5 separate regions of the Homo sapiens genome follow, and all the other regions are linked to region 1. A link is a loop called in an ENCODE intact Hi-C map of the cell type or tissue named here. Cell type or tissue: endothelial cell of umbilical vein. All regions are shown on one strand. Region 1 overlaps IGF2BP3 (insulin like growth factor 2 mRNA binding protein 3). Region 2 overlaps TRA2A (transformer 2 alpha homolog). Region 3 overlaps IGF2BP3 (insulin like growth factor 2 mRNA binding protein 3). Region 4 overlaps GPNMB (glycoprotein nmb). Region 5 overlaps IGF2BP3 (insulin like growth factor 2 mRNA binding protein 3).

Region 1 (5,000 bases):
CACAGCGCCAGACCAGGATCCTGTCATCATTACTTAACTCTTTGCTCTTGGTGCTATTTTAAGGGTCGCTGAGAAGATGATGAGTAATTTTGCCAGTTGGTAGAATTTAAATGTATTGATAAGAAGTTTACTGGGGCCAGGTGCAGTGGCTCATGCCTGTAATCCCAACACTTCGGGAGACCAAGATGGGTGGATCACTTGAGGTCAGGAGTTCAAGACCAGCTTGGACAATATGACAAAACTCTGTCTCTACTAAAAGTACAAAAATTAGCCAGGCATGGTGGCGTGAGCCTATAATTCCAGCTACTTGGAAGGCTGAGGCATGAGAATTGCTTGAATCTGGGAGGCGGAGGTTGCAGTGAGCCAAGATTGCCCCACTGCACCCCAGCCTAGGTGATGAAATGAGACTTTGTCTCCAAAAAAAAAAAAAAAAATTGTTCATTGGGGTAGATCACAATTTAGAGCTGAATGGGCCTCAATAGAGACAATAAATAGTTCAACTTGAGGAAGAGGGGGAAAGAGAAAGAAAAAAGGAGAAGAAATGAGACCCAGACAAGTTAAACGTACCCAGGAGTCCACACATACAGATCTGAATAGTGGAAAAAGAATACGGACTAGAGACCAGAATTCTAGTCCAGCTTGAACATTAAATAACCACGTTATCCTCCAAAGGTCATTTTCCTTTTTGGCATTAGCCATCTCCCTATAAAACTAAAAGATTAGATTCATGGTCCCTTTCAGCTCTAAAATTTCATGCCTGGCTGGGTGCAGGAGCTCACACCTCTAATTCTAGCACTCTGGGAGGCCAAGGAGGGAGGATCACTTGAGCCCCGCAGTTTGAGATCAGCCTCGGCAACACAGTGAGACCCTGCCTCTACAAAAAAAAAAAAATTAGCTGGGTGTAGTGGCACATGCCTGTAGTCCCAGCTACTTGGGAGGCTGAGGTGGGAGGACTGGTTGAGCCCAGGAGGTTGAGGCTACATTAAGCCATGATTGTGCCACTGCACTCCCAAGTCTGCCTGGGCAACAGAATGAGAACCTGTCTCAAAAAATAATACTAAAATAAATAAAATTCCATGTCTAAAAATCTCTTCTTTTTTATTCCCAGATATCACCCTGTATATAATACAGGGTCCTCACAAAATGAGGTTTAACCCATTATTGAAAAGTCATAAATTCAATTATCTCCTTGTATCAAGAATAAGAGGTTGACAATTTGGCAATCATTATTGAAAGCCTGGGTAATATGATTTTAAGGATGTACCGTAATGCAATAAATATGGATGAAGCCCAAATGTAAGGCTTCATGACTAAATTGGTTCTAAAAACAAAACAAAACAAAACGGTATGGGCAAATACCCTAGATGACACACAACAGAAGACGGGATAGGAAACTGTGGTGAGGATCCAACACTATGCAGAGATTAGAATCAGTATAAATACACTGAATGAAAAACCCACAAAACTCTGCAGAATGATCTTTGTAATTCTGAAAGTTATAATGCATGGGACAAAGTCTACAAAACTCTATGGCAAATTTAACAGTGGTTATCCCTGAATGGCAAAAAATCCCTTTGTCTCACTGCTTTATTTCTTTTTCCAAAATAAATCTTTTATTTACATAATTGTTAAAGTTTAAATGGGAATTTTCTTACCTTTAGCCACTGGCCAAGTTGCTTCAAACACTTCTAAACATAACCATATTTACCTTATACAGATCTTCACAATGATACAAAGGAACTGCAATGATAGTTTCTTTCTTTTTTTTTTTTTTGAGACGGAGTTTTGCTCTTGTTGCCCAGGCTGGAGTGCAATGGCGCAATCTTGGCTCACTGCAACCTCCACCTCCCAGGTTCAAGCAATTCTCCTGCCTCAGAATGATTGAAGTTTCAAAGTATGAATAAACATTCCTATTCCCTAACAAAAATAAACATCAGGATAACCCCAAACAAAAGAAAGTATAAGAACTCAATGTCTACACATTTTCTAGGGGGTTATTTCTTTGTCACACATGACAAATCCTCTCATGAGTAATGTCTGTCCTTGACTGGCTTATCTCAACATCTCTGGAAGAGGGAAGGAAATAGGTGAGCCTCTCTCGCTCTGAGGAACAAGAAAAGGTGCATTCACTAAACACATACTTCCATTTTTAATGAAACTAATGAAATGAAATTTAAACTTGTCAAATTTTTATTTTAATAATTCAAGACTTAAGCCTAAAATGAACACATGTATTAATATTTTCTAAAATATGTGTACTATTAACCTTTGATTTATTTTAGCCACAAGGTGGCAGGAATTTCCACGTTAAGTTCTGTCTTAAAGATACAGCCGTATTTGAGGACTCTTCTTAAGTGACATTCATAGAGCTTTAACTAACAGAGGCAGCTACAACCACGTTAAAACTAGCTGCCTGGCTCCTCAGCATCAGTGACCAGCCATCACTGGAAATGAAGTATACCAAACAATAACAGGGGAGCAGAAGCAGCAATCAAACATGTTGGAAAAATACATAATAGCTGCTAACTTTTGAGCTCTACCTTACAGGTATTATGAAACATGTTTTGGAGGCATTATCTTAGTTTTTCTCAGTAGCCTCATTAGCTAAAGACTACAGTTATTCCCATTTTAGAAATGGGGCTGAACCATAACAGATTAACTTGACCAAAGTCAGCTAGAAAAGTGGTGGCACACAGTCTGTTCCATGCAACTGGGCTCTGGAATTGAACTCTTAACCTCCAAGCTCACTCATACTTTCACAAGTACATCAAGGTCACATAGCCTTCCAAACAACAGATGTTACAAAGAGAAAACTGAGAATTACCAGCATAGCCCTTTCACCTAAAGATTGAGCTTTGGGTGGCTACCGAGAAACATGGAGAAATGACACCAGGTTGGTTTAGGCAGCAGGCTGTCATGTTTGGAACCCATGGAGCAGGCCTATGGGGTTCATTGGAAGTCCAGGCTCAAGCCACTTCAAACTGCTCCAAGCAGCCCAGAACCAGTGGGTTAAACTATAAATACATGCATATATGCACAAATATTTGTTTCTCTTTAATCTTCACTTTGTAGCTGAGAAAACCAAAGCTCAGAAGTCAAGGTTACTAAGTCAGGGCTACCTGACTTTGGTGTTTACGCTTTCTCTGCTACACCCAATGCCTCTCAAATAAAATTAATTCTCCTCACAGAATGAAAACATATTCCATATCCCTTTTAAAAGCTTATTAGAAAACTGATAATTTTTTTACCACTGTAACACAAAACTGAGTTTTCCACTCCTTAGATTAACTTTTAAAAATACCTCATTGCTTTCTAATTTTCTCAATCTTTGAATTCTTGCAGAGGGAGTGAGAACAATACTCTTATAAGGCCGCTTGACAGGGAGGAACTAAAATTAGGTAGTCCCTCTCCAAATATTCTTATTGGCAACTTTTGGTCAGTATTTAGTATTTAATAAATGTTAACTGACTGAATATTAGAACAAAGGACATGAAGACTACTTCCCTAATCAAAATGCCTAATTTATTTAAGTTACCTAATTACTAAATTATACAATTCTTAACAGCCTTTTCCTTCCTCCTTGGGATCAACAGAAGCCTACCAATCTCTTAACAACTACGCTAAAGAATTTTGAGAACACCAGTGTGTCTACATTCAGTTTGCTGTCGTGGTTAGGATTCTTTTCAGCAATAATTCTGCCTTGACTAGCCAGTCTACCTTTCCTGTGCTTGCAGTCTTAATGCTTTGTTTTTTTGTTTTTAAAGGAGGAAGGCTAAAATGTCAATTACTTTATCCCTACCAAAGTTCATCTTATGCCTCTTCAAATCTACATAGCTTATGTCTCCAACTTATGTTCTCCCATTCAACTAATTAACTATTAAATAAGCATTTTGTTTCCCTTTAGCTAATTTAAGTTTTCAAATAAGGCCACAACAACAGGTCTCTGACAATCTCCAAATATCCTTGGGTTTATCACATCATCCTATATTTTCCAACAGGGACTTGGCTCTACCAAGTATTCAGTATAAATCTTTGTAAAGTAAAACATGGCCGGGTGCAGCGGCTCATGCCTGTAATCCCAGCATTTTGGGAGGCTGAGATGGGCAGATCGCTTGAGCCCACGAGTTCAAGACCAGCCTGGGCAACATGGTGAAACCCCATGTCTACAAAAAAAATACAAAAAAAAAGACTGCCAGTCTCATAACCCAGCCTCAAAATAAATAAAAATTAAAACAATATGGAGCCTCTGCTTTCTCCCTGCCCTCACTTTTATCCCCAGTTCTACTGAGGGTATAAAAGGTAAAATTTTCCTGGTCTTCTTACATGATACAACTAAAGAACAAAATTAGTCAAAAAAAGAAGAGAAAGAAAAATAAATTTGTTTTATGACTCATACCACAATTTCTATAATGTCCGAGACCTTATATAAATTGCCAAAAAATTTTACATGAACAAAGGATACCAACAGAAGAAATACAGAATGTGTTTAAACATATTAAAAGCCTCCAGTCTCACTTATGGGAGAAGTGAAAAACACAAGATATCACTTTCACATACTAGATTGGCAAAGTTTGATAAAGTCCTGTGTTAGGGAGAATTGGAGAAAGACTCCCCCACAATGCTGATGGAAATTTAAACTAGCTCCAGCTCTACAACACAATTTAAAGTGCAGTTCTACTTCTGGGAATTTATCATGTGGATACATGCTTACATACACACGACATGCAAAAACAGATTCACTACAATATTGTTCATAACTGCAAGAGACTGGAAACAACCTAAATATCCAAACTGCGATTAATCAAAGTCATGCCATATCTGTACAATCAAATACTATGTAACTATAAAAAATATATTTATATACACAAAACATTCAAATGTTATGGTATCATTTGTGTAAAAGGAGGAATACATACATGTAGCATTTGTTTTCCACATGGTTATCTCCCAAGAGATAAGGTAGTTAGGGAATAATACTGGGAGGAAGATTTGTACTATGT
Region 2 (5,000 bases), 160 kb after region 1:
CTTGAAGTCCTGTTCAAGCAATTTGCCCACCTCGACCTCCCCAATTAAGCCAGTGTGCCTGGCCCATAAAGTTCTACATTCCCCTCTCTGCTAAGTATCATTTCCATTTCCAATTCTTCTTTAGCCTGCTGCAATCTAGTATCTGCTAAACTAATTCAACAACCACCTAAATGCCCATCAAAACTGGTAACATTTCTTTTTTTGGAGACAGAGTCTCACTTCTTCACCCAGGCTGGAGTGCAATGGCACAATCTCAGCTCACTGCAACCTCCGCCTTCTGGGTTCAAGTGATTCTCCTGCCTCAGCCTCCCAAGTAGCTGGGATTACAGGCACTTGCCAGCATGCCCAGCTAATTTTTGTGTTTTTAGTAGAGACGGGGTTTCCACCATGTTGGCCAGGTTGGTCTCGAACTCCTGACCTTGTGATCCACCCACCTCAGCCTCCCAAAGCACTGGGATTACAGGCATGAGCCACCGTGCCCAGCCCAAAACTGGTAACATTTCTGAGTCTTCATTTCTTGTTTTTTTTTTTTTTTCCCCCTTCTTGAGACAGAATCTCACTCTGTCACCCAGACTGGAGTGTGCAGTGGCCTGATCTTGGCTCACTGCAACCTCCACTTCCTGGGTTCAAGCGATTCTCCTGCCTCAGCCTCCCGAGTTCCTGGGAACTACGGGCCTGTGCCACCACACCTGGCAAATTTTTTGTATTTTTAGTAGAGACGGGGTCTCAACATGTTGGCCAGGATGGTCTAGAACTCCTGACCTCAAGTGATCCACCCCTCCTTGTGCTCCCAAAGTGCTGGGGTTATAGGCATGAGCCACCACACTCAGCCTAAGCCTTTACTTATTGATGCTTTCTATAACATTTCACTTGTCTACTGCTGCTTTTCTAGTTCCCAGTTGCTCTAATTCCCAGTTGCTTGCAGTCCTTTCTTTGCCTGTAAGACTAATCCGACAGGCCGGGCACGGTGGCTCACGCCTGTAATCCCAGCCCTTTGGGAGGCCGAGGCAGGCAGATCACAAGGTCAGGAGATCGAGACCATCGTGGCTAACATGATAAAACCCCGTCTCTATTAAAAATACAAAAAATTAGCTGGGTGTTGGTGGCGTGTGCCTGTAATCCCAGCTACTCGGGAGGCTGAGGCAAGAGAATCACTTGAACCAGAGAGGCAGACATTGCAGTGAGGCCACTGTACTCCAGCCTGGCGACAGAGTGAGACTCCGTCTTCAAAAAAAAGACTAATGACCCACCCTTAACTAAACTGACACAGACCAGCAGTGATGACAGTCATATAAAATACCTTCTATACGGTACTCAATGAACCCAGGAGGTGGAGGTTGCAGTGAGCCAAGATCACACCACTGCACTCCAGCCTGGGCAAGAGAGCAAGACTCCATCTCAAAAAACAAACAAACAAACAAACTCTTCAACAGTCTCTACTTTTTTTCAGCTCAATAATAACCCATTGTTGATACTGCTAACTGTCCTCAGTAATTCCCTACTTGAACCAGATCACCCATTTTCTGTTAACTAAGTAATCAAGCAAAATTTTTTTGCACGATTTTACAAAGTGAGGATATGGAATACAGGAATAAAACTAATGAGGAAAGACCTTATGAAACACAATAGGTGAACAATAACGCTAGAAGAGTTGATATTTCCCATTTTAGCTAGCACCAATTTACAGTTCCAATTTTTAAAATGAAGAAAAAAAAGTAAGAAAATCCTTAATTTAAAACATCAATTATTACTTTTAAACAGCAATGAAAGTGAGACAATAAAATTCTTCCAGCTGGGCGCAGTGGCTCACGCCTGTAATCCCAACACTTTGGGAGGCCGAGGTGGGCGGATCACCTGAGGCAGGAGTACAAGACCAGCCTGGCCAACATGGTGAAACCTCGTTTCTACTAAAAATACAAAAAATTAGCCAGGTGCCTGTGATCCCAGCTACTCGGGAGGCTGAGGCAGGAGAACTGCTTGAACCCGGGAGGTGGAGGTTGCAGTGAGCCAAGATCGTGCCACTGCACTGCAGGCTGGGCAACAGAGCGAGACTCCATCTCAAAACAAAAACAAAAACAAACAAGAAACTCTTCAGGAGTCTCTATTTTTTTTAAATCAGACAGTGACAACATAAAAAAATTAAGAGTAAGGGAATAATGGATATGTGAATAACAATGTTCTCAGGTGACAAATGAAATGAGACAGGAGAAAAACGTTCTAGGTTGAAGGTGGCAAATGCAAAGGCCCTAAGGCAAAAACATGCTCCTTTCTATTTCTAAGCTCAAATTCTAGCCAGTGCTATTCTGCACATAATAAATTTAATAACTGAGTAGTAAGTAATCAAGCACCGGGCTAGACCCTTGCTGTAACAGAAAACAGTATGGTTGCTAACCCCAAGAAAAGGACAGCCTTTTAACTGATTTTTCTGTCTCATGCCCCTTTGCAAGTAGACTATTCAAAGACATAAAATCTATCCCTCCACCCAAGAAATGACAAGGACGTAAGCTAACTGGTCAGGCTGTTTTAAATTTTTTTTTTTTTTTTTTTTTTTTAAAAAGAAAGAGTCTCTCTGTCACCCAGGGTGGAGTGCACTGGCGCCATCTCTTGGTTCACTGCAACCTCCGCCTCCTGGGTTCAAGCGATTCTCCTGCCTAAGCCTCCCAGGTAGCTGGGACTACAGGTGCCCGCCACCCCGCCCAGCTAATTTTTGTATTTGTAGTAGAGGCAGGGTTTCACCATGTTGCCCAGGCTGGTCTAAAACTCCTGACCTCAAGTTATCTACCCACCTCGGCTTCCCAAAGTGTTGGTATTACAGGTGTGAGCCACTGCACCCAGCCTGTCTTAAAACTTTTTATCCCACCTCAGTACACCTGGGGCATTTGACAGTGAACTTTGCATTGGTTCACTATTGCGTTTCTGTTATCCATGGTGGTGGGACTCCAAATCAGCTAAGGACTTTTCCGCCCAATTACATCTCACCAGAGCTCTACGCTGGACAGAGTCAGAATCTTCAGATAAAAATGTAGCTGGAATGTAAATCCTAAAAATGCTTCTCAATCGTTCTGACCAACCAGCATAGCATACACACATCAACTTTCTCTGCATTAAATTACATGTGAGACTCCAATGCAGAAAACCGCCTTTTTGTTGTGCAAATATTGTTGGCATAGAAACCAGACACTAATTATCAAATGCCAAACACATTTAAATTGATGGCTATATACACATAATTTGTACTGGTTGCAACTATCCAATATATTAATTGGGCTGGGAGATGATTTTAGTATTGATTTCTTATTTTTTCAGAGATAGGGTCTCCCTGGCACCCAGGCTGTGGTGCAGTGGTGCAATCAATGCAGCCTGGAACTCCTGGGCTCAAGCCATACTTCCAAGTCTTTGTCTGGGATATAGTATTCATTTACAAAGAGCAGTCTGAGAAAAACTATAATTTTGAGTCTTTCGTGAAATTTCTACACAAAATGCAGCCAACAACTGCTTTGTCCTCAAAAACCCCAGAAGAATATTTTAAGTATTATCTTAAACACACTTACCTGGATTTTGATCTTGATCGAGAATGGGATTCAGAGTGTTTGGAAACCCTTGATGGACTACGAGATCCTGACCTGCTCTCCGATTTTACACGAGCAGGAGTTCCCGTTGGAGATTTTGACTGAGAGCGAGACTCCTAACAAAGAAGACAGTATTACAAATGGCACTGGTCATGTAGATGCCTAACACCTAACATTTAAAGTACCGTAATTATTTATATTGATTGCTCCTGAAAAACAAATGGTTAGACAACACCCTCCAGAAAAAATTTCAGCTCAATAATAACCCACTGTTAATACTGCTAACTGTCCTCAATAATTCCCTACTTGAACCAGATCACCAATTCTCTATTAACTAAGTAATCATGCAAATTCATCTACAACTTGATCATACAGACACTGGAACATAAACCATACATTTACTTAACCTAGGACCCATTCATTCTTCCAGATTCTTTTAATTCTACTTCACTCTTGCTTTCTACTTCTCTTCATTCTTCATTGAGTTTTTCATTTTTCATACTTCGTGTATTCTTCCCCAATTCAAACAATTCAAAATAGCCTTAAAAAAATATTCAAGTGCTTCTATCTGACCAATCTTCTGTTCAATTTTTTCCCCCATTCAATTTTAATTTTCTGATCTTTAATACTTTTCATTAGCCTTCTTTTATCTTGATTTATCTTCCACATTCTTGGAAAAAACTCTTCAATTTCTTCACGAACATTAACCTTAATGGAAAAAGAACATTTAGTATATTTAAGCACGTGGGGATTATAAAACTCTGCTGGAGTTCAGAATGTTATCTACCAAATGGAAAAGCCAGCAGGTAAAGTGCAAGTAACTAGTTTATTTAAAAAAAAAAAAAAAAAACAATTTTATAGTCTTTAAAATTGTTCAAAACTCTAGTTTCTAACAAAGAGAATTTACTAAATTTCTCTAAATGCTTTTTAAACCATACTCTTCACCCTCCTCCCATGTTTCATTCTAGTTCCTAAAATGTGAGCAATTTTAATATAATTCAAATATAAATCTAACAACTATAATTTCCCCCCACCTAAGTGTTAAATTTTCACTACTTTATAATCTGAAGATTCTTAAAAATAAGCTTTCACTAAGTCATGCTAAGAAATCAAGATATAGTTAGAGCAAGGCATCCCAGGCTGAAATATTTGTACACACCTATCTAAACTCACCCATAGCACATGTCAAGGTTCAAATAAGTCAAAAAGAAAAAAATCAGTAAAATTACACCTTCTCCCAACTTTGACTACTATCTTTGCTCATTCTGACTTAAAATATGTTCTGAAGACAAACATACCGAAAAAACTAATAAGCATGAAATTCTTAAAATTTCCCCATTAGCTTATTAATTCCTGATATACACATTTTTGCAACCAGATCACTTTAAAATGCTCTATTATCCACGACATACCACAATGTGCAAGAAGGTA
Region 3 (5,000 bases), 72 kb after region 1:
GGGCACAGTGGCTCACATCTGTAATCCCAGCACTTTGGGAGACCAAGGTGGAAGGATCGCTTGATGCCAGGGCAATATAGCGAGACCTCGTCTCTACAAAAAAATTAAAAACTAAAAAATTTTGCTGGGTGTGATGGCTCACGCCTGTAATCCCAGCACTTTGGAAGGCGGAGGTGGGTGGATCACCTGAGGTCCAGAGTTCAAGAACAGCCTGGCCAACATGGTGAAACCCCATCTCTACTAAAAATAGAAAAATTAGGCCAGGCACAGTGGCTCACGCCTGTAATCCCAGCACTTCAGGAGGCTGAGGAGGGTGGCTCACGAGGTCAGGAGTTCAAGACCAGCCTGGCCAAGATGGTGAAATCCCATCTCTACTAAAAATATAAAAAATTAGCTGGGCATGGTGGCCGGCATCTGTAATCCCAGCTACTCAGGAGGCTGAGGCAGAGAATTGCTTGAACCCAGGAGGCGGAGGTTGTAGTGAGCTGAGATCGCACCACTGCACTCCAGCCTGGGTGACAGGGCGAGACACCATCTCAAAAAAAATAAAATAAAATAATTAACCGGGTGTGGTGGCACGCACCTGTAATCCCAGCTACTTAGGAGGCTGAAGCAGGAGGATCACTTGAACCCAGGAGGTGGAGGCTGCAGTGAGCCAAGATCATGCCACTGCACTCCCGCCTTAAGAGACAGAGTGAGACTCCATCTCAAAAAACAAAAAAAGCCAGAAGCAATGGCTCATGCCTGTAATCCCAGCACTTTGGGAGGCCAAGGCAGGCAGATCACGAGGTCAGGAGATTGAGAACATCCTGGCTAACACGGTGAAACCCCATCTCTACTAAAAAGTACAAAAAATTAGCCGAGCATGGTGGCATGCGCCTATAATCCCAGCTACTCAGGAGGCTGAGGCAGGAGAATCGCTTGAACTCGGGAGGCGGAGGTTGTAGTGAGCTGAGATCGCACCACTGCACTCCAGCCTGGGCGACAGAGAGAGACTCCGTCTCAAAAAAAGAAAAAAATATTATTGGCTTCTCTTTGATGCTGTATAAAAGAAAAAAAAAATATATATATATAATATATATTTTTAAAAATTAATGGGTATGGTGGTACATACTTGTAGTCCCAGCTACTTGGGAGGCTGAGGTGGGAAAACCGCTTGGGCCCACGAAGTTGAGAGGCTACAGTAAGCTATGACTATGCTACTGCACTCCAGCCTCAGCAACAGAGCAAGCCTCTTTTTCTTTTTTTCTTTTTTTTAGGGGGAAAAAAAAAAAAAGGAGTCCAAAGATATTATTTCAAATTTTTCAGAATAACATGTTAGGGACCTGACATTGCCCAAAGACAATCAAATATTTCATTCCTTCAGTATCATTATTAATTCAGAGTCATACATATTTTGCTTGTATCAATCTTTTTTGATGCTCAAATTGTCCCATCTTTGGCCAGCAAAACGGCTTCTTCATGTTAGCTCCTTCATCTTTTGATGTGACTCCAATAATATTTGTGAGCATTTCTGCTTTCTGTTATGACGTGATATTCTAGGTTTAGCTTGTATGTTTCTTGCCCCCATCTATAATCAGCCTTATCAGCATGGATCCTTGATCCCTTTTAGTCAGAAAAAGTACAGAGAGACTACAATCTGGTCACTAGAGGCACTCATTAGATTGGTTATTGCTTCCAAGCCAGAGCTAGAAAATACACTTGGAAAGAAAATAAACCATGGGTTCATACTGATTATTTCCAACTCAGATTTTGGATGACTGGAATTTCACAGAAAGTCTCTTATATTTGCATATTTTCTTCCACTAAAAAATCTGACAAAAGATAGAAATAAGAACCCAAAAAAGTGCTTTATGTTTATTTTCTCATTTAACCCTCAGAGTTGGCATTTTACAGATTAGGAAACAAAGGCAGAAGTAATTTAATTTGTCTGAATACACACACAGCTACTGTGTGGCAGGGTCAGCATATGTATTTGAGCATTCTGGCCACAGATTCTATCCTCCTAACCATACTCTAGTCGGTCTTACTGATTTCACTTATAATCCAACCAACAGCATAACCATACCAAATAACTTCACAAAAAAGTATAGATTGCACATGAAATTCAAAAGATAAAAATATATGCTAATCCTAAGCAATATTTTCCCTTTACACCTTAGCTTTAAACCACAATAACTTACATATGGCGACTCAATATTGAAATTAAGTGGACAAGCTTACATATTAATACCAAGAAAGAAGGAAGAGAGGAAAGGCAACTATGAGGAAAACACAACTACTCAGTTGTCTCAAGCATTACAAAGATTATATACATAGGCACCTCAGGTACTTCTGAAGCTAGTCATATCAAGTCAAGTCCCAATGCAAGACACAAAACTGTATTAGACCTGCAACCTTTCATCCAAATTACCTGTAAGTCCTGGATGCACCTTTAACTTATTCCTCTGGAAAAGGCTCTGTCTCAGCCCCTTCCTTCTACCAATGCTTACATACAAATCAAGTGGGAATCACTGCTTCCCTGCTTTATAAGACAGATACTGACATAATGCTGCTAACACCAGCTGATGACAGAAGGAGAAAACCAAGTCTAACTTGTAACATGTTCTTCTTTGCCTCTTTTTTTTTTTTTTTTTGAGATGGAATCTCGCTGTCACCCAGGCTGGAGTGCAGTGGCACGATCTCGGCTCACTGCAACCTCCACCTCCCGGGTTCAAGCGATTCTCCTGCCTCAGCTTCCTCAGTAGCTGGGATTACAGGCGCGCGCCACCATGCCCAGTTAATTTTTTGTATTTTTAGTAGAGACGGGGTTTCACCATGCTGGCCAGGCTGGTCTCGAACTCCTGACCTCGTGATCCGCCCGCCTCGGCGGGATTACAGGCAGGAGCCACCGCGCCCAGCTGCCTTATTTCTTATGCAAAAAAACTGGAACACAAGGTTCGGATTTGGACTGGTATTTTCAAGTAAAAAGCCAAGCCTTATGGCTCAAAGCAGTCTAGCATGGGCTTTCCAACCCGCCACTTGGTGGCACTCTGTACCGGCTGCAAATTTTCATTCCAGCTGTGCCGAACTAAACCTATGTCCAAAGAGGACTTCATTCAGCCTGGCTAATTTCAATATGGCTATACTGTAATTACACCTATTCTTTCTTGGTTTATACAGTTAAGAATCAGCTCTTTAAAAGGTCAACCTCAATTTTCAAGAAGTTTAATACTGTACTCCAAGCAAATACTTGGGAAAATGATCAGTCTTACATTCCTGGTCTATATGTCAACTGGCATAACTCTGCCTCATTGCTGACTTGGCAGTGTCTTATCCTCTAACTCAAGAATTATCTTTCTTACATCATTTCCTTAGGTAAAGTTGTAACACGCTCAAAGGCTTAGCTGTCTGTAAATAGGGAGAACTAGGAAGAACTTAGAGGTCCAGGAAAAAGGGATTCAATTACAATACACAGAATGAAATCTCATGGAGATATTATAAATATGAAAGAATATTTAATGAAGACATGCGCTTATGACACTGTTCACTGAAAAAAGTGCATCACTAAAAGAGAACATGGAATATGATCTCATTTTAAAATACGTGGTTTTATCACAAAAAGAACATTCCAACCAGGAACAAAATGTACATATCTGTACATACACACATACACATGAACATTAACAGAAGTAAGGAAGAGAGAGCATTACGATACTGACCGTGATGAGCACTGGCTGGTAGAATCATCTGCAGTTTTCCATTTCTTCTAGCTTTTGTGTTTTATAAAATGAACTTTACTAGTTGTTGAGGGAAAAATAAGCTATTGTTTCTAGCCAGCAGCATAATATCAGAATGAACCAAGAGGAAAACAATTCTAGATTCTAACAGTTCTAACTAGTTCTGTGACATCAGTTCTCCATCCCCCTATAAAATTCCTATAGATTTTATAGTTTAGCAGAAGAAACTAGATACTTTAGGTCAGTCTTAAATAAGTATCTGTAAAAGTGGAAAGGAGGAAACATAACTTAGGAGTAACACAGGTAGACCCAGGTCAAAAATCCCTATGAAAGATGGCATTGCATCTAGTGGATTAACAGAGGGTCACAGGTACACTAAAGAAAAGCATACTTCCTGCAACAGTTAAAAAGAATGCCAGATTCTAGTGAACTGAACAGGAGGAAGGAAGGGGGAAAAAAAAAAGATTACAAGGTCCCCTACACCGTAAAATAAAGAGATGTCCTTCAATTATGGTCCGAGAACCACCTATGTTAGAATCACCACAAGGGACTAACTAAAATGCAGATTCCAGGGCCCCAAAACAGACTTAAATCGTAATTTCTGGGGGTGGGGCAGGGGAACTTGGCCCCTCCCCCGCCAACCCACACACACACATTCTCTCTCTCTCTTATGGATTGGTGGCCACTGTGGTATAGTTAACAGGGCGAGTCTCAAAGGCAAAATTACTTGTTTTATTCACTGTTGCACATTCCACTGGTTAACAGATTGCTTAGCTCATCTCAGGCAATTATTCAATATTACTTAAACAATGAGCAAGGGAACAAAGTCTCTTTACATCACAGTTCTAAGTGAGAATCTAAACATGGTTTTTTCCATTATCCCCAGCTCCCAGATCTCCATGGTAACAGCTATGTTTTAGTCCCGTTAACTAAAACAGAGGTATATTTTATCTTTTACATTTGCACACGTTATCTCCATCTATGTAGAACAGAGTCTGACAGCCAGACGTGCATGGATGAAAACTTGACTGACGCCATGAGTATGCACTAGAAGAGTCCAAAAAAGACTGAATGTTTTTCTACGTACTCTCTTACTACTATTGTTTGCTTGCATTTACACACTGCTATGTCTTTCTTTTAGAAGATTAAATGTTCCTTGAAGAAACATAGTCAAAGTTTTTATACTTCCTTAGGACATGTGCAAGTTAGGAAAACCTAACACTGTTCGAAAGACAATTGATACAGGCACACATCATCACACTGGGCCTTTGTTTTACTTCT
Region 4 (5,000 bases), 81 kb before region 1:
TTTTATATACCAGGCATGATGCTGAGTGACACTCTTGTGTATATTTCCAAATTTTTGTACAGTCGCTGCACATATTTGAAATCATATATTAAGACTTTCCAAAGATGAGGTCCCTGGTTTTTCATGGCAACTTGATCAGTAAGGATTTCACCTCTGTTTGTAACTAAAACCATCTACTATATGTTAGACATGACATTCTTTTTCTCTCCTTCCTGAAAAATAAAGTGTGGGAAGAGACAAGACCTTGGTATTGTAATTATTTTTCTGATTCATCATTTGCTTTTCAATTTCACTTACAGTTGTTTCTTTTTTTTAGATGAGGGTCTCCCTATATTGTCCAAGCTGGTCTCAGACTCCTGGCCTCAAAGGATCCTCCTGCCTCAGCATCCCAAAGCGCTGGGATTACAGGAGTAAGCCACTGTACCCAGCCTCAATTTCATTTATAGTTTTTGACAAGTAAAAAGTTGTTTAACAATGTCTCATAGAGCATTGATAATCTCATAAATATTTTTTACCTAACTACATATATATATATATATATATATATATATATATATATATATATATATATATATGGCTGAGCACAGTGGCTCACACCTATAATCCCAGCACTTTGGGAGGCTGAGGCAGGCAGACTGCTTAAGCTCAGCAGTTTGAGACCAGCCTGGGCAACATGATGAAACCCCGTCTCTACAAAAAATACAAAAATTAGCCAGGCCTGATGGTACATGCCTGTAGTCCCAGCTACTCAGGAGGCTGGGGTGGGAGGATCACTTCAGCCCTGGAGGTCAAGGCTGCAGTGAGCCGAGATGGTGCCACTGCACTCCAGCCTAGGAAACAGAGCCAGATTCTGTCTCAAAAAAAAAAAAAGATATATATATATATATCTTTCAAATATCTGTATATACACACAATCACATCATATGTGAAACTTCAAATAAAAGTTTAATGTGTAAATGTATATAATCAGATCAATCTAAAAGAAGAGATTTTCTATAAGCGATTGTCCTGGACTCTTTGAGTAATCAGTATCATATTAAAAATAAAGGCAGGGGGTGGAATTCTAGGTCACAGTTTAGTAAACTTTTTCCATAAAGGGCTGGGTACTAAATCTCTTAGGCTTTATGGGCCACACAGTCTCGATCGCAACTGCTCAACTCTCTCATTGTAGCGTGAAAACAACCATAGACATTACATAAATAAAAGAGCCTGGCTGTGTTCCAGCAAAAATGTATTTACAAAAACAGGTGGTAGGCCAGATTTGGCCCATGGGACATAGTTTGCCTGTTTTACACTAATGGAGACAAAATGGACACAGCAACCAAACGCAATTTGAGAATCTACATTGGATCCTAGCTTGAGGAAAAAACAGTGATGAAAGATATTCGTGGGACAACTGGGGAAACTTGAGTACACACTGGATACCAGATGATATTATAGAATTGTTAATTTTCTTAAGGAATGGTAAAGGTATTGTGGGGATTAACATTTAGTCTAGGTTCTTCATTTCCTGGATGACCTAGAGGCCAAAAAAAATACAGCTATTTGTTCTAAAATCGCTTCCAAAGAGTGTAAAATTTGCAGAACAAGAATTGAGATTTCTCCCCATTTACGTGATGACTGTAGGGCCATGGTTCTCAACCAGGGGTGATTTTGCCCCCTAGAGGACATTTGGCAATGTTTGGAGACATTTGTGGTTGTCACAACTAGGGTGGGATACAACTGGCATCCCGTGGTTAGAGGCCAGTAATGTTGCCCAACATCCTACAATCTACAAGACAACCACCACAACAAAGAATTATCTGGCCCATGGAGGGCGCAGTGGATCCTGCCTGTAATCCCAGCACTTTGGGAGACCGAGGAAGGTGAATCACCTGAGCTTAGAAGTTTGAGACCAGCCTGGTCAACACAGCAAAAACCCCGTCTCTACTAAAAATACAAAAATTAGCCAGGTGTGGTGGCGCACGCTGGTAATCCCAGCTACCCAAGAGGCTAAGGCATGAGAATCACTTGAACCCAGGAGGCAGAGGTTGCAGTGAGCTGAGATCGCACCACTGCATTCCAGCCTGGGAGACAGAAGGAGACTCCATCTCAAAAAACAAACAAACAAACAAAAAACAATTATCTGACCCTGAATGTAGAACCACCCTGCTTTGTAGTGACTACTGAAGCTCTGGGCATGGACATGAAGACAGAAGACTATTTGAATCCAGCCCTGCCACTGAAGTCTGAGTAACTCTGGGCAAGTTGTTTGACCCTTCCTGAGCCTTTCCTTTCTCAGTCTCCTCATCTGTAAAATGGGTATGTCTGCCCTCCTTGGCTACTTCACAGGGCTGCGGCACATGCATCTGCCCGAATGAGTGGGCATGGAAGCACCCTGTTTATGGCATGGTGGTATGTACTCCATGTGAGGCCTGAGGACGGAAGCAGTGTGGAGAGGCTGTATCATCTTTATAATGACTAGGAGGCCAAGACATTAGTACCTAAAGCAAAAAAGTAATTTCAAATTGCAGCAGAATCACCTGAAGTTTGGTTAAAACACATATTGCTGGGCCCACCCCCAGAGCTTCGAATTCACTGTTCTGGGGTGAGGCCCCTTAAGGCTTTCTAACAAGTTTCCAGATAATCCTGCTACTGCTGGGTGGAAGGAACTAACGTTGAGAAATTTGGTCTTGAAATCCGCTCTTTCCTTCCCTTATCAACAGGGGGTAGCAGAGAGCAGCAAATAGACAGTCATTCTTTGAGGAAGCAGGTCAAAATCCTCATCAAACCTCCCTCAGTTTCAATCTAACAAGTGGCAGGAGAGAGGGCTGAAATAGTGAATTATTTAAATTTATATTATCCCTATGACCCCAGCAACAAGTCATTTAACTTGTGCTGAATCACAATTTGTGAAACGGGGGAAGCAACCTAAAAGATAGTGAGATAATTTGATTAATGTTTGTTGAGCGTTAGAACTTCCAAAGAAAATTGAAATGTATAGGTAATAAATTATTCTGGGAATTTCTTATTCTTGGGACTTTTTCTAAATGTCTGCATTTTAAACACTTCTGACTCATTTATAAACATTGGTTGCCCTCATTGAATTTTCAATTGTTTAATAGTTTAGAGGGCAATACGTTCAATGCACTCATTACATCCAGAATGTGTAGCAACTTCAAACCAGAGTGACAGTGTAAGGGCAGATGAGAAGGTGGTCATCCAGGGGTGATGGTGACCACATTCTGATGGGGCTTTTGGTGGGGGAAAATCCTTTAAGGTTTTTAAAAGAATGGTTCCAAAGCTGCCAGAATAGTTACCTTAAAAAATCAGAGTTCAGGCCGGGCGCAGTGGCTCACACCTGTAATCCCAGCACTTTGGGAGGCCAAGGCGGGCAGATCACCTGAGGTCAGGAGTTCGAGACCAGCCTGGCCAGCATGGTGAAACCCCGTCTCTACTAAAATTACAAAAATTAGCTGGATGTGGTGGCAGGTGGCTGTCACCCCAGCTACTCGGGAGGCTTGAGAATCGCTTGAGCCCAGGAGAAGGAGGTTGCAATGAGCTGAGAGTGCACCATTGCACTCCAGCCTGGGTAACAGAGTGAGGCCCTGTCCCAAAAAAAAAAAAAAAAAAGCAGAGTTCAGCTCCCAGGAATCACCCCTTGCAGACTGATTTCAATTATTCAACTGTCATTTACTGGGCACCAGTATGTCCCAAGCTCTTGTCTAGGAGAGGACTCAATAGTGACAAGAGAGACAAGGACTCTGTTCTCATAGAGCTTGGATTCCAGACTAATGTAACATGTCACCGCACAAGTGTCACTGCAGGAAGAGCGCTAAGCTCTGACCCGGAGTCCCCCATCTTGGTCAACCCCACTGGCCTCAGCTTAATCTGCAGGGACAGTTCCTCTGCTGCTTAGAACTGAACAGCCATTCCTATTGTCCTTGAAATTCTGGAATAAATTTTTTCTTTGGCGCTCTCCCATAGGCATTTTGGGATTTGGGTACCTTAATGGTATATTAGTATTTAACCAATTTTCATTCTATGTATAATTTTCTCACAAATGTCATGTCATCTCACTAATCAAAATGTTTCTCCAGTTTACAATGTAACTGCCATTATTAATTTCACTGCATGGGTTTGTTGTTTTGTTTTATTTTGGTTTTGAGACAGGGTCTCACTCTGTCACTCAGGCTGGAGTACAGCGGTGCGATCTCAGCTCACTACGACTTCCGCCTCCTGGGCTCAAGCGATTCTCCCACCTCAGCACCCCAGAGTAGCTAGGACCACAGGTATGCACCACCACACCAGACTAATTTTTGTATTTTTAGTAGAGATGGGATTTTGCCATGTTGGCCAGGCTGGTCTCAGACTCCTGAGCTTAAGTGATCCACATGCCTCAGCCTCCCAAAGTGCTGGGATTACAGGGAGGAGCCACCATGCCTGACCTATTGTATAGGTTTTAATGATGCAAATTAAGTATCAAGATTTGGGCTTATTGAGTCCTTAATTTTAAAGTGTTTATTTTTTATTTTATTTTTTGAGACAGAGTTTTGGTCTTGTCACCCAGGCTGGAGTGCAATGGCACAATCTCGGCTCACTGCAACCTCCGCCTCCTGGGTTCAAGTGATTCTCCTGCCTCAGCCTCCTGACTAGCTGGGATTACAGGTACCTGCCACCACACCCAGCTAATTTTTGTATTTTTAGCAGAGGCGGGGTTCCACCATGTTGGCCAGGCTGGTCTCGAACTCCTGACTTCAAGTGATCCACCCGCCTCGGCCTCCCAAAGTGTTGGGATTACAGGCATGAGCCACCACGCCCAGCTAAAATGTTTATTGAAATAAATTCCTTTAGAGCAAAAAAAGATTAGCCACTGATGAGAATGTGGCAGAAGGATTTTGTGGCTGTGGATATGGCTTCAAAATTTGATTTTTGGAATTGAGTAGAGGAAGATAACTAGGACTTACATTGAGAGACCTGAGCTGCAGCAAGATGTCTTAGCTAGATGACCTGAAACCAGT
Region 5 (5,000 bases), 60 kb after region 1:
TGGTTACAGCCTCTAGCTCCTCTGGACACTCTGAACAAGATGTATAACTCCTCTCTCCTCCCCACATCCCAGGCGCCAGCCATAGCCAAGGAGCTCCCATGGCTCAGAAATCTAAGTCTCAGGTGCTCAGGGCTCTTCCCTCCAAGTCTCTAGGATCCAAAACCTCAACTTCCTCTTTGGCCTTCCAACCCTCAGGCCGTGGCTGCTCCTTACAGTCACTACTCTGGATTCTCTTTGTTCTTTCGCCTTTCAGCACCTGTGTGATTCTCCCTGGTGAAATACCGAGTATGTTATCTGTGCTCCTGCCTGGATCTCACTGAGACAAGCACAAAACCTAAGGCTGAGAGCTGGTGAATTTGTTGTTCTTATTATATCATAGCTAAAACATATTGTGTACTTATATGTACCAAGCACTGTTTTAAAGGCTTTATCATGCATAATCCTATTTAATGCTCAAAGCAACCCAATGAGGGGGCCACCATCATCACCCCTGGTTAGAAAAGAGGAAAATGAGGCTCAAAGAATTTTAAAAACCTGTTCAGAGATCCCATAACTAGATCACACAATGAGAAAGTAGTGGAGCTAGGACATAATTCCAAGTCTGACCTCAAGGCTGCCCCATTTCCTGCAAAAAAAATAAAAATAAATAAATAAAATACAACTATAAGGCTTTTTTAGGTGCTCCAAGCTGCTTCACAGGGCTATTTACATTGCTCACAGAGAACTTACTATAGTGCTTTTTTGTTATCCTCTTGAGTCTTACTCTGTAACAGGCCCCTTCCTTTTTTCATCCCACTGCTCCTCTAGCAAAACAGGATGTCCTGTGGAATATCCCATATTTAGGACATGGCTAGTTGTTTCTTTGATGCATCATTTAATTTGTCACTCTATCTTCTGTATTTCTTGTAAACTCAAAGTTAGATTAAGACTGAAGCCAGTTGAACCTATTGAGATAAGACTATTTCCTCTGTGGTGACATGTATATTCTACTGCATTAAAGTAGAAGGTACATAAGGTCCGGTCATTCCACTTTCAGTGATTCTAAGATTAATCAGGGACTCAATGCCTAATCTTCCATTATAAAAATTGTCCAGAACTGCAAAATTATCGCTGTTTATGATAAGGCTTTGGCACAAAACAAGCGGCATACCCAGCGTGAATAAATAAAATATATACAGGCTGGGTGCAGTGGCTCACGCCTGTAATCCCAGCACTTTGGGAGACCAAGGCTGGTGGATCGCCTGAGGTCAGGAGTTTGAGACTAGCCTAACCAACGTGGTAAAATCCCATCTCTACTAAAAATACAAAAAATTAGCCAGGCGTGGTTGGCGGATGCCTGTAATCCCAACTACTAGTGAGGCTGAGGCAGGAGAATCATTTGAACCTGGGAGGCGGAGGTTGCAGTCAGCCAAGATTGCACCATTCCACTCCAGCCTGGGCAATGAGAGCGAAACTCCATCTCAAAAAACAAACAAACAAACAAACAAAAACATACAAAGTGACCCTTCTCAAAAAGGAAATAGTGTTCCCTCAAGCCTTTAAGGAAAGAAACACCTAACAGCAGCAGCCCATCTTATTCCTAACGAACTCTCAATAAAATTGTTTTTGTTGATCAATATGTAAATAATCATTAAATTTTTAAAGGGAGTCAAAGGTGAAGAATTCCAAAGTCTAGTTCCAAGCATCTTACGATTCAGTATGTGCTCTTGCTTAATTAACTTTATCTTGCGTGCCCATATTTGCCCATTTGAAAACAGAGATAATCCACTAACTTGACACTACCTCAAAGGACAATGAGGAGAGTAAAGTGAAATACAAAAATTAAGAAAAGTTAGATACGGCAAATACCCAGAATAAGGGAAAATGCAATAAACTAAAAGCTAAATTCTCTAAATTTGAAGAGATTATGAATGAATTAAAAGGAAACTCTGCCCATAGCAGATATGCTAGTACTCTAATAATTTACTTAAACTTGGTTTCTACCATTTGGCTGTTTCATAGAAAGCTACATCATACCAGATGTAGCTCCTGAACAAAAAAAATCATATTAAATTACATTTTAAATCATATTTAATATGGCTCATCTTAAAATAAGGGGATTGAACTAGTAATCTTGCTATTACAACACTTGAGGACCTATCCCACAAGCTACTGAATTCCCTAAATAAATGTTAATCTAAAACAGGAACATGTAAAAAGTTTAATCTTATAACCCACCGTTTCCATCTATAAAGTATATTTTTAGTGCATTATATAACTTGCAATATATTCAGCATATACCAAAAACCAACCCCTTCCTGCAAAGCTTAATCTCAATAATACTGTTCTGAAGATAAATATTCTCAGCACAAATCACCTGTGACCAACTGAGAAACCTTGGAGAATCAGACTTAGATCAACTTCCCACCAAACTAACCTTTTAACCAAACTTTGCATTTTGATGGGGGTTATGATTTAGTGACTCATCAAATGTCATTTTAGAAGACTAGTCTAAAACACACAAAACTAGTTAGTCTTGATTTTTTTTATATTAGAGATACATAAAAGCTAAGCAGTTTCTCTGCACCACCCTCTCCAAGGTGGGTTTTAAGAACTTTCAGGTTCCATTGTCTGAAGAGTCAAAAGACATTTTCTTTTATCCCTTCAACTACTGGTGTCTCAGATTCTCACCATGACATCATTATTATGCTTTGGAAACTGCTGACACAGGCTATTCAATTGTGCTAAATAGTTTGTGTTTATGCATATTACACAATCAGTGCAGTGCCACCATCTGAGCAAAAGGAAGCAGAATAACATTTTAAAGTAACAGCACAAAATAGCAGGTATTTGTCTTTTTAAAACTTTGCCAAGATAGGAACTTCATATTTAAATACAATTGGCAAACTCATCAGAAAGAACTGAAATCAACAAAATCCTGTTGGGAAGTGACTGAATGAGAAAGATTACCCAGTTACCCAAGAATATATTTCAATATTTGGTTTCTTATCCCAAAGAGCAGATTTTTAAAAGATACACTGTGCCCTTACTAAGAAAAACCCACACCAAGGCACGGGTCATAGGAGAAGAATTTTATGTTCTAGCACACCCAAGAGTTGAGGAAAGGAGAAAAAGCTTTGAAAAAACTAACAGCAATAGGCTTCCATACTTAGATCTTAATTTTAAATACAGAAATTCTTACCTCCCACTGTAAATGAGGCGGGATATTTCGTATCTGAAGTTTCCGAATCCTGCAGAAGAATTAAAATGTTTTTTAAAAGAAAAAAACATAAAAGCAAAACAATAATAGCCAACATGGAAGTTTAGAAACTACTTAAAATATTAACTCTATATTAATTACAAACCAATATCTATTAAGAAAATACAGCCCAAGAAGGAAAAGCAAAGAAGCAAAGTCATAAAATGCATAGAGACCATTTGGAGATCCAGCATTTATCGGACTGTTATGACTTATTTTAAAAGCCACTAAAATTGGCAGATAGAATGTTTAAAACACACTTATCTGATGACTACATTCTAAGTTCAAATCCGTTAGCTTCAAATTAGGCATCCCAGGACACAAACAAGGCCTTAGTCCAGGTGACCTTACTCTGACCGTTACAGCTAAGGAGTCCATGGATAAAATTCAGGGAAATAAAAATGAGGTGTGGGTGGCAGGAAATTACACATTTATCTTCACTATCCCCTAAATGAAATTTAACACGTCCTTCAATTATGAATGCTGGCACTAAACCACAGAATTACAGTACTTGTAATTTTGACATCAATATAAATCAGATATTTTCATACCACATTAGACTGTTGGAGATCTTTATCATCTATACTCATTACTGTGAAACTTAGATGTGTTGCTAGAACTTGTTGCTTATTATACTAAGCACCTATCACCAAGTTTTAACATTCTGCTAACTACATTTTAAAATAATTGGTTTCCTTTATAATCCTACGTATTTTATGCATTTTAAAACATCCTGAGGCCAGGCACAGTGGCTCAGGCCTATAATCCCAACACTTTGGGTGGCCAAGGCAGGTGGATCACTTGAGGTCTGGAGGTCAGGACCAGACTGGCCAACATGGTGAAACTCCTCCTCTACTAAAATTACAAAAAATTAGCTGGGCATGGTGGCAGGTGCCTGTAGTCCCAGCTACTCCAGATGCTGAGGCAGAAGAATCACTTGAACCTGGGAGGCGGAGGTTGCGGTAAGCCAAGATTGCATCACGGCACTGCAGCCTGGGCGACAGAGCGAGACTCCATCTCAAAAAAATAAAAAATAAGACATACTGAAACATAAGAAGAGATCCATAGGTTTCAGACTGCTAAAGGAGTGCACAGTACAGAAAATGTTAAGAATCAGCACCTTAGTCCAAATGCCTCCCTACACATGTATATATGTATGTATAAGGGAAGGAAGAGGGCGACACATATAACACAACTGCATGTTAACTGTATGAGACTATACCATAGAAGTCACATGCCAGTCACCTCCTTTGAAGGAGGAAGAATTTATAGTCAACTAGCTATTAAAAACAAAACAAAAACTAGCAATTGAGCTTGACATCTCAAGTGAAATAAATTACTTAACTTTCACAATTAGAACTATAGGACAGGCCTTGTGGCTTATGCCTGTAATCCCAGCACTTTAGGAGGATCACCTGAGCCCAGGAGTTCCAGACCAGCCTGGACAACATAGCCAAACCCCATCTCTACAAAAATCTTTTTAAAATTTTTTTAAACTAGCTGGGCATGGTGTTGCATGCTTGTAGTACCACCTACTCAGGAGACTGAGATGGAAGGATTGCTTGAGACCAGGAGTTCAAAGCTACAGTGAGCTGTGACTGCACCACTGCAATCCAGCCTGGGCAACAGAGTGACAACCTGTCTCAAAAAGAAAAGAGAAGAAAAAAGAAAAATAAAAAACAGAAAAAAAACAAAGAACTATAGTGAACTTCTCTTTCCAGGTCAAATAATCCACAATTTTGAAGTATCTGAGGAAAACACC

The links. A loop is a pair of places that touch in the nucleus more often than their neighbours do. Peaks named below come from ENCODE experiments on the same cell type or tissue, not always from the same donor. Only the 100,000 strongest peaks of a DNase experiment are listed, where the experiment ranks them.
Region 2: it touches region 1 in a loop (6-fold over the local background); 16 of 110 quality-filtered maps call a loop at or near these places.
Region 3: a loop joins it to region 1, with 2.3 times the contacts of the local background. A loop is called at or near these places in 7 of 110 quality-filtered maps.
Region 4: a loop joins it to region 1, with 5 times the contacts of the local background. A loop is called at or near these places in 22 of 110 quality-filtered maps.
Region 5: it touches region 1 in a loop (2.2-fold over the local background); 9 of 110 quality-filtered maps call a loop at or near these places.

The regions. Positions count from the first base shown.
Region 1 is chr7:23,355,517-23,360,516 of GRCh38, forward strand. The region is part of intron 5 of IGF2BP3 (insulin like growth factor 2 mRNA binding protein 3); the gene reads right to left. Among named protein-coding and RNA genes, the nearest start is that of SNORD65C, 38 kb to the right of the region's middle. RefSeq lists a silencer at 2,914-3,208. In endothelial cell of umbilical vein, a CTCF peak has its summit at 2,299 (motif pointing right); DNase peaks (open chromatin) are centred at 1,985 and 2,155; H3K27ac peaks cover 2,628 bases.
Region 2 is chr7:23,518,156-23,523,155 of GRCh38, forward strand. It overlaps TRA2A (transformer 2 alpha homolog), which reads right to left. Exons shown (of 8, transcript NM_013293.5): 2 at 3,552-3,685. Among named protein-coding and RNA genes, the nearest start is that of TRA2A, 11 kb to the right of the region's middle. In endothelial cell of umbilical vein, no CTCF peak of the experiment used is centred here; no DNase peak of the experiment used is centred here.
Region 3 is chr7:23,427,468-23,432,467 of GRCh38, forward strand. The region is part of intron 2 of IGF2BP3 (insulin like growth factor 2 mRNA binding protein 3); the gene reads right to left. Among named protein-coding and RNA genes, the nearest start is that of SNORD65C, 34 kb to the left of the region's middle. In endothelial cell of umbilical vein, a CTCF peak has its summit at 3,034 (motif pointing right); a DNase peak (open chromatin) is centred at 3,224; H3K27ac peaks cover 1,590 bases.
Region 4 is chr7:23,274,869-23,279,868 of GRCh38, forward strand. GPNMB (glycoprotein nmb) reads left to right here. Exons shown (of 11, transcript NM_002510.3): 11 at 1-240. Among named protein-coding and RNA genes, the nearest start is that of MALSU1, 22 kb to the right of the region's middle. RefSeq lists silencers at 2,669-2,728, 2,739-2,788. In endothelial cell of umbilical vein, CTCF peaks have their summits at 1,668 (motif pointing left) and 2,701; a DNase peak (open chromatin) is centred at 2,713.
Region 5 is chr7:23,415,595-23,420,594 of GRCh38, forward strand. IGF2BP3 (insulin like growth factor 2 mRNA binding protein 3) reads right to left here. Exons shown (of 15, transcript NM_006547.3): 3 at 3,182-3,230. Among named protein-coding and RNA genes, the nearest start is that of SNORD65C, 22 kb to the left of the region's middle. In endothelial cell of umbilical vein, no CTCF peak of the experiment used is centred here; DNase peaks (open chromatin) are centred at 2,707 and 3,597; H3K27ac peaks cover 479 bases.